Regions from separate parts of the Homo sapiens genome. Here region 2 is linked to region 1. A link is a loop called in an ENCODE intact Hi-C map of the cell type or tissue named here. Cell type or tissue: GM12878. All regions are shown on one strand.

Region 1 (5,000 bases):
CTTCTGTTCAGTGCAAAATCACCAACACCTAGAACAGTGTATTTCCTGAATGAATTCTGAGTGAAGGAGGATAAGCTTAAAGGCAGGCAGGGGTGCTATACTAATCCCAGAGGGCCAAACGGAGAGGCAGATGTTCTCTTTTCAGAGACACGAGAGCCAGGGAAAGACTGAATTGGATCTTGCTCATTTATTCGATAAATAATACTGACTGCCACACCAGTCCCCAGGAGAGCTGCTCCATGCAGGAAAAACTAACGACATACATGGTGTGGTGGGAAAGAGGGAGCAGGATCCAGTCTTTGCCCTCCCCTTGATTACAGGTGACCAGGGGAATGAAACCAGCAGACATCAACCTGTGGCTGGCACTGTAGGAATAGAAGAACATGCATATCTCAACCTCATCTCACAAGAACCTTGGGAGGAGTAAACGGCAGACCTTTGTAAAGTGCCTAACACCATGTCTCTTTCCTGCATCTGGCTATAAGCAACACATGGCAGTGCAGGGAAGAAGGGAAAGAAATCTCAACTCCCCAGAGCACAGAGAGCTGGGCCTACTTGTGCTCTGTCCTGGCCATCTGTGTAGCTTGAGGCAGACACTTTGGCTTTCAGGGCCCCACTCAGCCACCTCGAAATAAAGGGTAGAGGTTGCACTAGCAATCCCCTAACCCTCAGTCTATCTAAAAAAAGAGAAAAGGCCTCTGCGTGTGGGGCTCTGATGTGCACAAAGGAGGGGATTCTGCAGGAGCAATGGTATTGGAAGAGAACATCCCAACTCAACTCTCCTGCCCCACCTAAGGCCTCCACCGAAGCCTCCCACCTTCATCCCTTTTAATTCCCATAGCCCCCACCCTCATCTGCCCCGACAGCTACTAATCTCCTGACCTCTTCTCTTTAATGTTACCAGATTAAGTCTACTTATGTAATATGCAAATATGATATGTAGTCACTCATTTTAAAACAGTTATTAGCCAGGTGTGGTAGCTCACGCCTGTAATCCCAACACTTGTGGAGGCCAAGGTGGGCAGATCACTTTAAGTCCAGGGTTCAAGACCAGCCTGGCCAACAAACACAGTGAAACCCCATCTCTACTAAAAATACAAAAATTAGCCAGGCGTGGTGGCGCACACCTGTAATTCCAGCTACTAGGGAGGCTGAGGCAGGAGAATTGCTTGAACCTGGGAGGCAGAGGTTGAAATGAGCTAAGATCGCGGCACAGCACTCCAGCCTGGGCGACAAAATGAGACTCCGTCTCAAAAAAAAAAAAAAAATATATATATACACACACACACACACACACACACACACACACACACACACACACACAAACACATATATATATACATATATACACACACACATATATATACATATATACACATATATACACATATACATATATACACATATATATACACATACATATATATATATATATATAGAGAGAGAGAGAGAGAGAGATACATATATATATGGAAAAGGGAACACAAATAGGTGGAGTTACTTACAATTACCAAGTACTAATTAGGTAATATGCTGAGAGATTTATAAACATTATTCTTTTAATCTTCACAACAACCCTGTGAGGCAGGTACTAATTATTATTCCTAACTTACAGGGAAAAGCTGAGGCCCAGGGAGATAAAATAGCTGCTCAAGGCACACACCCATAAGGTGCTGAATGGGAGCTGGGTCCAGTGTGGCTCAACTCTGCAGTCCCTTCATCTCCCAAGGGTTCCCCCTCCACCACTCCTGCTCTCTGCCCCTTTGAGCAATAGGTAAAGGACTCTGTGGTCCAGTAAGCCAGGGCTTTCCGAAGCCCACTGTGTCCACTGGACAGCCCAGCCTGCAGGGAGGGCCCCGAGATCAGCCCATTCATGGAAGCCACCAGACGCCTTCTCTGCCAGCCCATTGTGTCACACCCCTCAAACACCTTCTAAGAAGTCATCGCTTCTCCCCAGAGCATCCTGCTAAGGGTCAAAGCACCACAATATTCCCATAGCAAGCCAGGAGAGGGGGAATAATCACATGCAACTAGAAGAAAACATCTGCTTTACCACATTCCTGGAGGCTTTTCCAGAAGCAACAGTGCCTGATTTTCCAGCACGCAATCTTTAAGTGTCTTCCCAGTGCCCCTCCCCAGTCTCCAATCCACGCCTCAGCAGCACAGGACAGACTGATCTTAATACTTACGGACCCTTGATTCCTCAGATGAAAGGTTTGGAGAAATACTCTGGCAAGTTACACCAAAATTAAAATGTCCTATTACCATAACTAGCATCCGGGAGAAACAGAGAATGTGAAATCAGGAGCTCTTGCTTCCAGGTACCACAATGCCACCACTGGTGGCATGACGCTTACACCACCCTGAGCTGAGCCATGGTCCTTGAGGGTTTGGTTCCCTCATCTTCTATAGTTGCTATGGACCCACCACTCTTAACATCTACGATCTCAGCAATAAGAATCAAGAAGCCAAATAACCAGTTCTCACTGCTAGGGGCTTAAGCAGAGGGAGTCGAGCCAGAGTCGCCGCGATGGTGTTGTTGGAGAGCGAGCAGCTCCTGACGGAGCTGACCAGACTTTTCCAGAAGTGCTGGACATCAGGCAGCATCATATCACCTTGAAGAAGTATGACAGTCGAACCAAATCCATTCCAAAGAAAGGTACTGTGGAGGGCTTTGAGCCTGCAGACAACAAGTGTCTGTTAAGAGCTACCGATGGGAAAAAGAAGATCAGCACAGTGGTGAGCTCCGAGGAAGTGAATAAGTTTCAGATGGCTTATTCAAACCTCCTGAGAGCTAACATGGATGGGCTGAAGAAGAGAGACAAAAAGAACAAAACTAAGAAGACCAAAGCAGCAGCAGCAGCAGCAACAGCAGCACAGTAAAGGACATACATTTCCTGCTTTCACCAATTAACCACTGAATTGCTATTTTTTCCTTTTGGCCACATAGCTAGGTTTCTGGTTCCCCCACAGTAGGTGTTTTCACATAAGATTAGGGTCTTTTTGGAAAGAATAGTTGCAGTGTTTATAGGATAGTTGTGGTAAGAATCTAGTTTATTTTGCATTTGGCTAATTGGTCTGTGCTGCATGGTTATATACTCCTGGATTATAGATAAAAAGTCTCCGTAGACATCTCTGTGAAGAGCAAGCTATCATTAAACATGTCTGTTTATCAAGAAAAAAAAAAGAAGCCAAATGATGAGGTTTGCAACCTCACCAATAATAAATGAAATGCCTACTGAACAATGATCCATTTCTTTCACCCAGGGGAATGGCAGCCCATTACCACTGACAACAGGAACTAGCACATCTCTTGAGAGCATAGTATGGGTACTGCTGCAACATTTTAAATGAATTTAACATTTGACATGCCAATTCTACTCCTAGAGAAACATGTGCATACTAATATGTATGAATGAAGATATAATAGCAAAACTAATGAGTTAGTTTATATGTCTACCAGTAGGGGACCAATTCATAAATTATGACATAACTACACTGGAAAATATTTTGTAGGCAAATAAAAGACAAATTAAAAGAACAGAGAAGAGCTACATGCATGAAAAGCTCTCGAAAATATACTATGTGAAAAAAGCAGTATGATGCAATCAGATTCATGCTTCTAAAAGAAGGAAAACCATAGTGTATTTGTGTATACAGGCTTGACAGTTTCAGGACACGGATCCAACTGCTAACACCAGTTATCTCTGAGGACCTGGAGGAGCTGGCACCTGGGGAGGGGTGCTGGGTGAAGGGGAATGTGACAAGTCTGCTGTGTCCTTCTGCACTATTTAAATGCAAGGGCAGGCTGCAGGAGAATACATTTACATATTACCTATATGATTTCAGAAAAAAAGCACCTAAACTGATTAAAAAACCACCACCACCAAAACAAGCTACTTATGCTGATGTGAAATTGCTGCACCAATTTGAACAGGTTTCTATGCTGCACTTCCAGGTCTTCCCAAGACTGACAAAGTTCAAGCCAATTTCTGCAGTACTGATGACAGACTGAATTGGGACTAACAAGGAAGAAGGAAAATGTGGGATGCAAGGAAAACATCTGTAAAAGCTCTGTGGAAGCTGCAAACCAGTCCTACCCTGAACCTGCTCATCACCAAAACTCACTAGTTCTGGGGCCTTCCTCCCTCTCATCCCTATAGGATGAGAAATAAGCCAAAACCGGAATCAAGAGAGAATTCCCTTTCCCACGGCAGAGGGAGGCCTCCACTGTCACCAGCAGAGCTGCTCCCAGGCAAAGCCAAAGAAACGGCCTGGCCAAACTCCACCTTCCTGACAAAGGCACCATGTGCCAGGCTCCTGGGATTGCAGGGACAGCCAAGACTGGCAGCCCTGAAGCCCACGCATTTGAGTCCCTCCACTTCGGCAAACAGCCCAGGAATCTTTTCACACTCACTACTGAAATCCAAACTGAACCAGTATACAAATCAGATGGTCCTGCCAACAAAACAGGAACAAAATGGAAAAAAGGGTGATAAATCAATGATATCCTGGCTAAATATATACTTCTTCTTTCTGCTTGCAGGGGCACTGCTATAGATTTAAACCTTTGATAAATATCTTTTTTGCTTCCCAGTAATAATTAAAGCAAACACACCCAAACACGCACCTAAACACGAAGCAAAAAGAACGAGAAAAGGGCTTTGCTCAGGACATAATGTTCAAGAGGTAGGCATGACAGCTCATATCCACAGGCAGAAATGCTCTTCTCCCATTAAAACATGTACCTGTCTGGCACGGGTTCTTACCCCACAAAAGAAACAACTGGACACTCTAGGGGACTGCCGAGAAGTGCCCTCAGAACAAGAAGAGGTTCCCTCTTTGAGGGAAAAGTGTAAACATCAAGCAGAAAGTGGGTGAGCAGACTCTTGCACGGAGTGACTCACCGGCAGAGACAGCTTGTTGCTGGAGATGCTGGGAGCAGGCAGGTCCAACAGAGGTAACCTGGCTTCCTCCTCGCAGCGAGAACACAGCCCAAA
Region 2 (5,000 bases), 930 kb after region 1:
GATAAGCAGATTTATAGGCACAGGAAACAATCCTAATAATAACCAAAACAAATAAACCGTACATAGATTAGAAGGATGTGTTACGGGGAAAAAAATAAGAAGAAAAGAGGAAGCAGAAGAAGGTAAGTGAAATCAGGGCACTGGAGAGAAGGTAGGGGCTGCAATCTTGATGATAGGGCTGCAGTGAGGTGACACGGGAGCAGACTAAAGGGAGATAAGAGCACATCCCACATGCCCAAGAAACTGCGAGAAGGCCAAGATGCCTGGAATGAAGTGAGTAGAGGAGGTAGTTAAAGATGAAGCCAGAGAGCTCAGCCAATCTATTAAATATAACAACAAATTATTTAGAAAATGAGAAAAATAAGTTACCAAACCTATCACTTAAACTGTGATTAACTCAAATCCTTATATCTTTGTTTTTGCCTCCGATGGTGATTGCTCTTCTTATTACTATGAGCACTCTCCTCACTACTTTTCAAAGAAACCATGTAAACTGTACATTACTATGCTTTGAAAATTAATAATATTCAATCTATATAAATAGGACTTACTCGCAGTCGTACAAGAGGCTTCTCTGGCTGGTGAGAATTACCCAGACGTTCCCGTTCAGCATTTTCAAGCATTTCTTCAATCTCAAAATTTTTAAAAAGATTAAAAAACAACGTAGTAAACTGAGTTTAACTTGGCTGAATAGCAGCTTATTACCACAGGAATTTTCCTGAACTACATAATCATCTTTATTTCCTAGGTCATTTATGACACCTTTTCAAATATACCTTCTTGTAATGCTCCTTTAATACTATTCCTTAATGTTTTCCTTTCATGAAAGTTCTTCATAATTTTTCAATCTCTAAAATAATTCTTTTAGAATAAAACTTAAAATATTACTACTCATGTTTCAATAAGGCTTTCCTCAGCTTACCAACTTAAAACCAAGTAAGTCTAGTTTTTGCAGTCATATGATCCATGGGAGACTCACCAGAAGATTTAGGGATCAATAAGCAAGGACTTTAGATTATTTATCTTGGAAGAGTTCAAGGTAAAAGAAAATAAGACTGATGTTTTCAAATATGTGGAGTTGTCTCATACTCTGAGAGGATAAGATTATAACATCTTAGACTTGAAAGAGTTCTGAAGACAAAAGCACTTGTTCTATATTGTTCTTAAGGGTAAAACCAAGTTACAAGGAGACAGCACTAGATTATTTTCATAAATGGCTGTGTGCACAGTGATTAGATATCTCCAGATGGCCAACTTCATAGCTGAACAATTCTAGTTCTTAGAAAGTTCTTGTATTGGAACAAAAACTGCCTTCCTATAACTTGGTCCTGATCTCAAGAACAATACAGAACAAGTGTTTTTGTCCTCAGATTTCTTTCACATCTAAGACTTTATAATCTTGTCCTTTAAACTGTCTGTAACAATGAAGTCCAAAAGAGTTTTCTGCAATAATTTTTTCTATGTGCATATTCAATATGGTTGCCAAAACCATATGTGGATATAGAGTACTTGAAATGTGGCTAGTACAAGTGAGAAACTGAATTTTAAATTTAAATGTAAATAATTAAATGTAAACGCCACATGTGCTAGTGAATACATATCAGACAGCACAGAGAAAATCTATAAGAATATGATCTCCTAGGTCAATTATTTCAATCCAACAAGCATTTATAGAGCATCATTTTGCCAGGTACTAGGTCAAGTGCTGAGACAGAAAAGTAAGATATGGGTCCTGTCCTCAAAGAGTTCAGAAGACACTCACATGCTTATAAAAAATAATATAACTTAACTAAGTACAATAACAGAAATGTACATAAAATACAGAGATAACAGAAAGTTATGTGCACACCTGGTGTTTAAAATGAACCTCTATTACTTTGTGTCACCAGCGTCTACTTTCCTCTCTGGATTCATGTCACCAAAGCCCACAGGATTTAGGTGAAGTTCATACAGTAGACCTCAACCAGAGGTGACTTTGCTTCTCTAAGGACATTTGGCAAGGTCTGTAAACATTTTTGATCATCACGACCAGTTAGAAGGGGTACTACTGGCATCTAGTGGGTACAAACCAGGGAGAATACTGCTAAACATCCCAGAGTGCACAGAACTGCCTCCCACAACAAAGAATTATTAGTACAAAATGTCAACTAAGCCAAAGTTGAAAAACCCAGGTCTGACTCCAGGGAAGGGCACATGACTCAGGCCTGGATCAATCAATGCAAAAGCAATTAATGCATTTTCTATCTCTTTGGCTTGAGAGATTGGATTTAGGGATGCCAGAATCTTAATCTATGTTTGAGTTTCTAGAGTCAATCATCTTGAAACAAGCGTACACTTTTGGTTACGTGAGCTACACACTGCTCAAAAAGCTGTGACACTGAATGAGTCACCTTATCTAAGGTTCAGTTCCTCTAAACTATAGATGGTAGAAACTACTCACATATAGTATTGTTGGCTAGATTAAATGCTGTCAACAGTGCACATCACATACAGTAAATCAGTAAGTATCACTGGTCATAATTATTATCATTGTTACTATGTTACCTGATTTTTCATGAAAAGAAAACATAGTAGGACAGCTGACACAGAGTTAAGAACTGAGCGTCAGCAAGTGATGCTAATTAAGCTGTCAAACCACATATTATTAAATGCATTAATCCACCCAACCTTAGTAGTGGCTGAAATTTTCTAGAGATTTAGGGGTGGCAATGTGCATAGAGAGGGAGGTTTGGGACTTACATTGCAGCAATAGGGTGGATAGCAAACACATTTTTCACATTTCATTTGGGGTAGCTTTCAGGGTGAAAGGGACGCCTAATACAGATTATTAGAAGCTAAGGCTTTTCTCACACACGATAGTCTCCCATTCCTCAATCAAAGTTACTGCCTGCTTTCATAAATAAAATGAACAAATCATCAAATCAGGATTAAAAAGGAGAAAAGATTATGTATTATGTTTTTGAAAAGGAAGAAAGAAACTAGGAGAGAGATTTAATTTTTTTTAACATCCAGTATTCCTCTCTCTCAATGACTTAAAAAAAAAAATCTTGGACACAATTAAACACATTCACTGAAGAACAGTGTCCTTACAGGCTTCATGAGAATGTAATCAACATAAAGGCTTCCCTCTACTCTATTAAATTACTTAATTGAAGGTGAATAATTCTTCAACTAAAGTAGATCTCATTGACTTTATCAAAAAGAATTACCTTCTCCAAACAGAAGCTTTGTATGGCTTGGGTTACTTTAGGATTATCTGGGTTAAAAATGTCTGGATGATTAGCTAGAACAATATCCTCCATGAAAAACTGCCGCACTGTGTGAAGAGGAATTTTATGCATATTCATCTTCCTCCCTTTAATACGCAGCAAACCAACATGTCTGAAGTGGAGAGAAATGAACACCGAGTCACAGTGTAAATTTCCTCAGGGTGATGTGCAAACGAAAGCTTTCATATTTCTTAGTTTCTAAAAATGCTTCTTTATAAAATCATACTCTTAAAAATAAATGTTTCTGCTAATTTAACCTTAATGTTATCATCACAGGAAAAGATGGTAGACATTTTCCTTCCCCAGAGTAAAATCAACTCATCCATTATTATCCCTGTCTGATCAGTCTTGTAAGATAGACATAATAAGCATAAAAAAATGTTAACAGGACTATGATGGTAGCATATGTAGACTATAGTATTACATCTATATACCTATGTATATGTACATACATGTACACATATAGACAAAATGATTTTGCAGTGGACTCATGAAGAAAAAAAACCAACCAACATAGATTCTACTACCATATTCTTTAACCCTATTATCATTGTAACAATCAGAACTCAAGTGATTCAAAAGATAAAACCCATAATAAAAATTGAGTTTAATCACTGTTAACTACTTCTTACAATCATATCATTCCCCCAAAAATGTTTTAAAAATGAGATCTATTATACTGCACTTATAATCAGAAAATTTTCAATTAAATGGTTTTAGGATAATTTTTTATAATGAACTTTGTGAAATTAGTAATCATCAACCTAAAACATCTACCTTGAAATATAATAAAAATGTGCATCTTGAATTTGCCTAATGAGCAGCAAAATAACACCAATTGGATGCTCTCTTTTTGAAAATGGCTTAAAATCTGGAAAAACAATAAGACTACACAGAATGATCAATTTTCAAAAATAAAGCTATCATATAAATGACAATACTGCCAGTTAGCGGTAACCTTAACATAGGCCTTAAACCTATGAGATGATTAGTTATTATAGCAAAGATTTCTTAAAAATTGGCTCAAAATATATAACACTCACTTCTTTACAGCTTCTCCTGGGGAAAGAGAAGTAACCACTGAGCTTCCAGGTTGTGAGATATAAAACAGCTGTTGTTCATTTTTGGTTGGAGCTATTTTACACTCATGTTCATGGCCCCAGATAACAAGATCAATGAAGTCATCCAAAAATTGTTCTGGAATGAAGTTAGTACTTCCATGTTTACTCCTGTATCAAGATTTTGAAAAATATAAATTCGGTGATTAGAAAAATTTCATATTATTGAAGTCTATACAGATCTTTCTTTCTCCATTCACTAAAGATTTTATTGCATCCTTCTATGTACCAGAAAGTGTGCACAGGATTGGGAATGTAAAGATCATCAATGCTAACTCCTGACCTTGAGAGCTTTACAAACTTATTGGACACAGACAAGTGGAAACCCGAAAAGAGAAAGCAGTCAATTCTATATTTGGAGGAAGATCATGAAAGGTTTTACATAGGAAGGATTTCCCCTTTGGTCAATCAGAAAAGCATGAATTCTATCAATAGTAGAAATCTATAAATCAGTCTAACTATATACTAGAGAAAACACACAGAAAATGCAAGTAAGTATAAATATGTCCAGTAATTTCTTAACATTATCTTTTTACTAATAAATATAATGGGAGTAAAAACATCAATCTCACATAAGTGCTAAGAGTTTTCAATATCAAATATTAAATAAACA

What was found. A loop is a pair of places that touch in the nucleus more often than their neighbours do. Peaks named below come from ENCODE experiments on the same cell type or tissue, not always from the same donor. Only the 100,000 strongest peaks of a DNase experiment are listed, where the experiment ranks them.
Region 2: it touches region 1 in a loop (4-fold over the local background); 1 of 110 quality-filtered maps calls a loop at or near these places.

The regions. Positions count from the first base shown.
Region 1 is chr11:93,532,939-93,537,938 of GRCh38, forward strand. The region is part of intron 1 of SMCO4 (single-pass membrane protein with coiled-coil domains 4); the gene reads right to left. It also overlaps the pseudogene SRP14P2. Among named protein-coding and RNA genes, the nearest start is that of SMCO4, 8.0 kb to the right of the region's middle. RefSeq lists enhancers at 3,063-3,132, 4,726-5,000. In GM12878, no CTCF peak of the experiment used is centred here; no DNase peak of the experiment used is centred here; H3K4me3 peaks cover 3,828 bases; H3K27ac peaks cover 2,420 bases.
Region 2 is chr11:94,467,262-94,472,261 of GRCh38, forward strand. It overlaps MRE11 (MRE11 double strand break repair nuclease), which reads right to left. Exons shown (of 20, transcript NM_005591.4): 8 at 4,313-4,498; 9 at 3,210-3,381; 10 at 552-632. Among named protein-coding and RNA genes, the nearest start is that of MIR548L, 3.2 kb to the left of the region's middle. In GM12878, a CTCF peak has its summit at 2,051 (motif pointing left); a DNase peak (open chromatin) is centred at 2,400; H3K4me3 peaks cover 364 bases; H3K27ac peaks cover 2,556 bases.